Regions from separate parts of the Mus musculus genome. Here region 2 is linked to region 1. Evidence: chromatin loops called from intact Hi-C (ENCODE). Cell type or tissue: heart. All regions are shown on one strand. Links, peaks and the distances in the headings refer to the core of each region. The heading gives the core; the rest is flanking DNA. Region 1 overlaps Ktn1 (kinectin 1). Region 2 has its middle 30 kb from the start of Atg14.

Region 1 (2,925 bases), core at 3-2,502:
GACAGAGAAAACAGTCAATTATATAAATAAGTAAACTGCTAGCACCCTGCCCTGACAGTTAGCACTTCAGATTTAATCCCATCTTACTCAGAACACAAAACAGGTCAGCTGTTTAAACCATGGCTGTTGCCTGCACCTCAACTATACTATAAGGGGAAGTGGGTAGTTAGTGAGAAGTGTAACAGACCCTTCCCTTCTCACACCATGTGACAAGACCCTAAAAGGGGGTAGGGGCGAGGGGAGGGTGTGTCTTCTCCACTGCCCTCCCTCTTTTTGGCAAGGTAGCAGGTGAAAGACAGTCATGACAAGTACTGCTAGAAGTTGAACCCAGAGTTCAAGGCCAGCCTGGTTTACAGAGTGAGTTCCAGGACAGAAAAAGAAAAAAAGAAAAAGAAAAAGAAAAAGAAAAAAAAAAAAAACTACTTAAATGTGGAGCCATTGTTCTTATAGTCATTTTAGAACTTTGCTTTAGCAGAGGATTTTAACAAATTTCCAATATTTACAAGATGACATAAAGGGACCTGGGACAGTGTGGCATTTGGGAGGCTGAGAAGGAGGACCATGAAGTGAAGTGAAACTCAACCTGGGCCATATAAGATTCAATCTCTGAATGAATAAGTGTGTGTGTGTGTGTGTGTGTGTGTGTGTGTGTGTGTGTGTAGTAAAAGAGCTGTTCATGTCTATCTGTAAATTGCCAAACCAAATGGATAAGACTGGATATGGTAATCACAGGCAGCTTTAAGCTACTAAAATCTACTTTGTCTTTCAATTAATTGATAGCTCATTTTAAAACACAGTGCATTCTTAATTCAAGTTATACCTGAAATGGCCTACATCTAAAATTGAAACACATTCTGCAAACAAAATAGTTCAACAGACACAATATTAATCTTTCTGACTAAAATTAACTTTCCACAAGCAATTTACTAAGGTAAGATTTCACAAGTTCAAGGGAGAAACAGAACACATGTTAACTTAGTGGTTCTCAAGTGGGTCATAAACACTTTGGGGTGGGGTTACAACCCCTTCAGAGAGGCTGCCTAAGACCATCAGAAAACACAGATATTTACAATTCCTAACAGTAGCAAAATTACAGTTATGATGTAGCAATGAGAATCATTTTATGGTTGGAGTCACCACAACATGAGGAACTGTGTTAATGGATCACATTAGGAAGGTTTAAGAGCCAGTGAGAGGTTTGGAATTGATCTTTTCTGATAACTCATCTAATCTGTATGTCAATTAAGCACTCTCTGTTCTGTTTGCCTAAGTTAGCTACTCGTCAAGTGAGATGCTTTTAACGATCGGTGTTTTGTCTTTTTGTTTTTGTTTTTAAGTAAACAATGGATGGATGGATGGATGTGTGTATGTGTGTGTGTGTGTGTGTATAGATATAGATATAGATATAAATAAATATCCATCCTACGCCAGGACACTGGAGTCAGAAGAAAAATAAGGTGATACACATGTCAAAGTTTTGCCTTAGGAAAACAAGCTAAGGTACTTTGCAGCAGACACAGAAGCTAAAAGAATAAGCTACACCTGTACATCTATACGCATGATGACTTCCAGATCTTCCTCTGTGATCATACTGACCAGGTTCACCGAGACAGAAATGAAAGGCACCAAGTGCCCAAGGCAAAGACCAAACACCAGACCACAGAGATCTGAAACTCTCCCTGGGGTTCTGCTCAGGGTCTGTAGAGTTTCTATGTCTGTTTTTAGATCCCACAAACCTGAAGGAATGGTGCTGTCTTCCTTTGGATTTTCATGGGTGTGGTGGTTTGAATGTGCTTGGCCCATGGTTAATAGCACTATTAGGAGGTGTGGCCTTATTGGAGGAAATGTGTCACTGTGTAGGCAGGCTTTGAGGGTTACCAGTGCTCAAGCTCCGCCCAGTGTGGAAGAGACAGTCCCCTCCTGGCTGCCTTCAGTTTAAGACTACTTCTCCAGCATCATGTCTACCTGCACACTGCAGTGCTTCCTGCCATGATGATAAAGGACTGAACCTCTCAAACTTTAAGTTGTCACCAATTAAATGTTCCTTAAAGAGTTGCCTTGGTCATGATGTTTCTTCATAATGGAAACCCAAAGTTTCCAAATGGCATTCCCTCAAAACTTGAATTTCCTTTTGCTTGTACTCAATGTTCATGTCATTCTGTATATATGTAGAGGACCCACAATATTAAGACACATAGCAGCATAACATAAAAACTGAAGACATAAAACACTCAGCATCAAGGTCAACTCAGAGTTTAACTATTAAGACTACAAGTACTTGGGGGTTACTCATTTGATAGAGTGCTTGCCTGCACAAAGTTCCAATCAGTTTAAACTGGGTATTCTAGTACAAATTCAAAGCAAGCTTGGGTTACATAAGACTATCTAAAAATAAATAAACAAAAAGCCCTAAGTACTATGACTTTTGTTTAAATTCTATTTTACTAAAGTCAAAAATCCTAATTTTGTATGATTAATGATAAATTTAGTAACTAGAAATAAGGAAAGAACACAATAAGAGCCACTTGCCTTGAGATGTTAGGCTTTGACTTAAAAAAGGTTACAAAATGTTCAGTTCCGTTTTGGTTTCAGGTAAGTGTTTAATAAATAAGCATATATTTTATTCACTGGTATACCTAAAATTCACATTGCATCTATAGGCAACAGTTATATACGAAGGGGGAAAGCTGGCAATAAGGGGCTCAGAACAAAATAAAAGAGAATTCAGGAAAAAAGTGGAGAAGAAAGGAACTTAGCCCATGATGAGGTAATGGGAAAGAGGGTTGAGACAAAGTTAACTTAGCTGTAGTTGACAGAAATCCCATCTTTAAATTTGTCTAAGCCCACTGTATACAATGCAGTATGTATGTCAAATTGGTAACAGAGAGACTAGCAGAGGGTTCTGTCTCGGCCAAATTTAGCAAA
Region 2 (2,925 bases), core at 337-2,836, 65 kb after region 1:
GTGCCTGCATGTGGGTATGTTCACATGTGTTCAAGTGCCAACAGAGTCCAGAAATGTCATATTCTCTGGAGCTGAAGTGCCAGGACTCTTCCCGGAACTCACTGCGGGTTGTGAATCAGCAGAGCTTGTCTCTGGGTGAGTTGCTTCACTTCCACAGATCTCTTTTTCCTCTTTCCTTATATTTATTTTTATTGAATCGTGGAAAATGAACTAAATTCCAAGTTTTCCCAGCCCCAGCTTGCAGAATGATGTAATTCTTTATTATTAAACGCCTAGACCATAAGCTTTGGTTCATTCCCTGACTAGCACATAACTTATTGAACCCATTCAAACTATTCTATGTCTACCACATGGTCAGTTACCTCTCCTGTCCTACCTCCTATTTCCTGCTTCAGCTCATTGGCCATTGGCATTTTTATTGACAGGTGATCTCCATAGAATACATATGAGTATTTTGCCTGCATGTATGTCTGTGCACTGCTAGTGCCTGAGGAGGCCAGAAGAGCGTTGTTGGATCCTCTGGAACTGCAATTATACATAAATTGTGATGATGATGATGATGATGATGATGATGATGATGATGATGATGATGATTCCTGTCTTTGTGAAACCAAGCCATTATCCCCGGGAATTCAAATTCGGCAAGTGTTTCACTGCCAGTGTGCACACCTACTGGCACAGTCCTGCCTGAGAGCTGTTGCTTTTCTAGGTAGAAACAAGGTGCCATCATGACTCAGGATGTTCAGATGATTTGGGGGGGGGGGGTGCGCGGGGGAGCTTGGCGGGCGGGGGAGGGGGCGGCGGGGGGAGGGGGACAGGTTATGCCATGGTAAGCACAGGCTTCTTTCTGGTGCCCTGCTCTACCCAGCCACCCAGAAGGGGAAGTGTGGCTTACTGGGGAGTAAGGAATTTGAGTTTAAGCAATTATTAAAAGGGCAAGAAATCCACTGAATTTTGTTCTAGAAAAGACCTTCAAGGAATTCGTAAATCAGCCTCCATATTCTTGTGATATAAAATCCCTGTCTGGAAACTGACAGCTCAGTGCAGACTTAATTAGAACCATGTCATTGGCTCCCAGGAAAAAGACAAAGCTACAGCAAGCAAAACTGGCACCAGATTAAAAACCGTCCTCCGGCGGCCTTGTTGCATTTATGCAGACTCGGCGGTACTTCCTAGGCCAAAAACACTGCCTCCGACGTTCACAGTATCAAGGTGCTGTGTGTGAGAAATCACAGGCCAAGCACCTCCAGGTGAACTGATGTGAACAGAACCTGCCAGTATACACTGCACAAACATATCTGCATTAACCAAGACAGTAACTAATCCTGTGTATCTGAGGAGGTAGCCCCTGGTCCTCTGCACCGGCATGTACTTAAGCCCCTCCTCAGCTGATCCCCAAGCCTGTTTGCTCCCCAAACCGGAAGCTCTGCCTTTGAGAGAGGAGACAGAGCGCCCCCTAGTGAAACAGTCTTTCCTCACATTACACTTTAGCACTACGGTTCTCATGTTGTAGATTTCTGGTAAATATTTCTTCAGGTTTATAGGAGCCACGTAGTGTTCTGATACATACATACATACATACATACATACATACATACATACATACATACATACATACATACATACATATATATATATGTGTGTGTGTGTATATATATATGTGTGTGTGTATATATATATATATATTATATAAATATAACGATAAAATCGTTGTAAGGAGCATAGCTGTCACCTCAAATGTTCATCATTTATTCCTGGTGAAAAGTTCAAAAATGTCTAGAATTTTGAAATACTCATGATTGTTAACTGTACCCTAGGGTACAGTAAAGTAACAAAATTTATTCCTATTTATTTGTAATTTTGTACTTGTTGAATGGACATCTGTATTTTTCTTTCTAGAGTCCAGGCCTAAAATGCTGACTGTGACTTGAAAGCCTGAAGCCTGATGCCCAAGTCCTAGAGGTTTTCACCTATTGTTTAAGAGTTGCAAAAAACCCTACTGGTTCCAGAGTTTTTATCTTTAAATGTGTGTGTGTGTGTGTGTGTGTGTGTGTGTGTGTGTGTGTGTGTGTGTGTGTGTGTGTGTGTGTGTGTGCATGTGTGCCTATGTGTATATGTGCATTTATGTATGTGCATGTGTGAATATGTGCATGTATGTGTACATGTGTGCATGTGTACATGCATGTGTGTATATGTGCATTTATGTATATGCATGTGTGCCTGTGTGTATATGTGCATGTATGTGTGTGTATGTGCACATGTGTATGTGCCTGTGTGTATATGTGCATGTATATGTGTGTGCATGTGTGCCTGTGTGTATGTGTACATGTGTGCATATATGTATTGTGTATATGTGCATGTGTGTGTATGTGTGCATGTGTGCCTGTGTGTATGTGTACATTCATGTCAAGATACTTGTGCAAGCATGTATATGCAGAGGCATGTGGCTGCCAGAGGCTGATCTCACTGTTCCCCTCCACTGCTCTTTACCTTGGTTTTCGAGACAAGATCCCTTAGCAACCTGGAGCTCCCAGACTTAGCTCCACTGTCCAGTCAGCCAACACAGGGATCCTCCTGTCTCTGCCTCCTAGTGCCAGGAGGACAGGGGCACTCTTGGCTCTAACATCAGTGATGGAAATTGAGTTCACATCCTCACACTTAAGAGGCAAGCACTTTATAGACTGCACCATCTACCCGCACCCCCCAAAGTTTTAAATTCACAAACTAAAAAAAATTGGTAAATGTGGCTAAATATCTCCAAATATCGACTAGATGTATATTAGTTGCTTTGTTTTGTTTTGTTTTGTTTTGTTTTGTTTTGTTTTGTTTTGTTTTGTTTTTCGAGACAGGGTTTCTCTTTATAGCCCTGGCTGTCCTGGAACTCACTTTGTAGACCAGGCTGACCTCGAACTCAGAAATCCGCCT

The links. Hi-C counts contacts between places; a loop is a spot of excess contacts. Peaks named below come from ENCODE experiments on the same cell type or tissue, not always from the same donor. Only the 100,000 strongest peaks of a DNase experiment are listed, where the experiment ranks them.
Region 2: it touches region 1 in a loop (2.5-fold over the local background); 6 of 42 quality-filtered maps call a loop at or near these places.

The regions. Positions count from the first base shown.
Region 1 is chr14:47,660,811-47,663,735 of GRCm38, reverse strand. All of the region lies in intron 1 of Ktn1 (kinectin 1), which reads right to left. Among named protein-coding and RNA genes, the nearest start is that of Ktn1, 13 kb to the right of the region's middle. In heart, for the core only: no CTCF peak of the experiment used is centred there; no DNase peak of the experiment used is centred there.
Region 2 is chr14:47,596,534-47,599,458 of GRCm38, reverse strand. No RefSeq gene overlaps it. Among named protein-coding and RNA genes, the nearest start is that of Atg14, 30 kb to the right of the region's middle. In heart, for the core only: a CTCF peak has its summit at 1,453 (motif pointing left); no DNase peak of the experiment used is centred there; H3K4me3 peaks cover 296 bases; H3K27ac peaks cover 320 bases.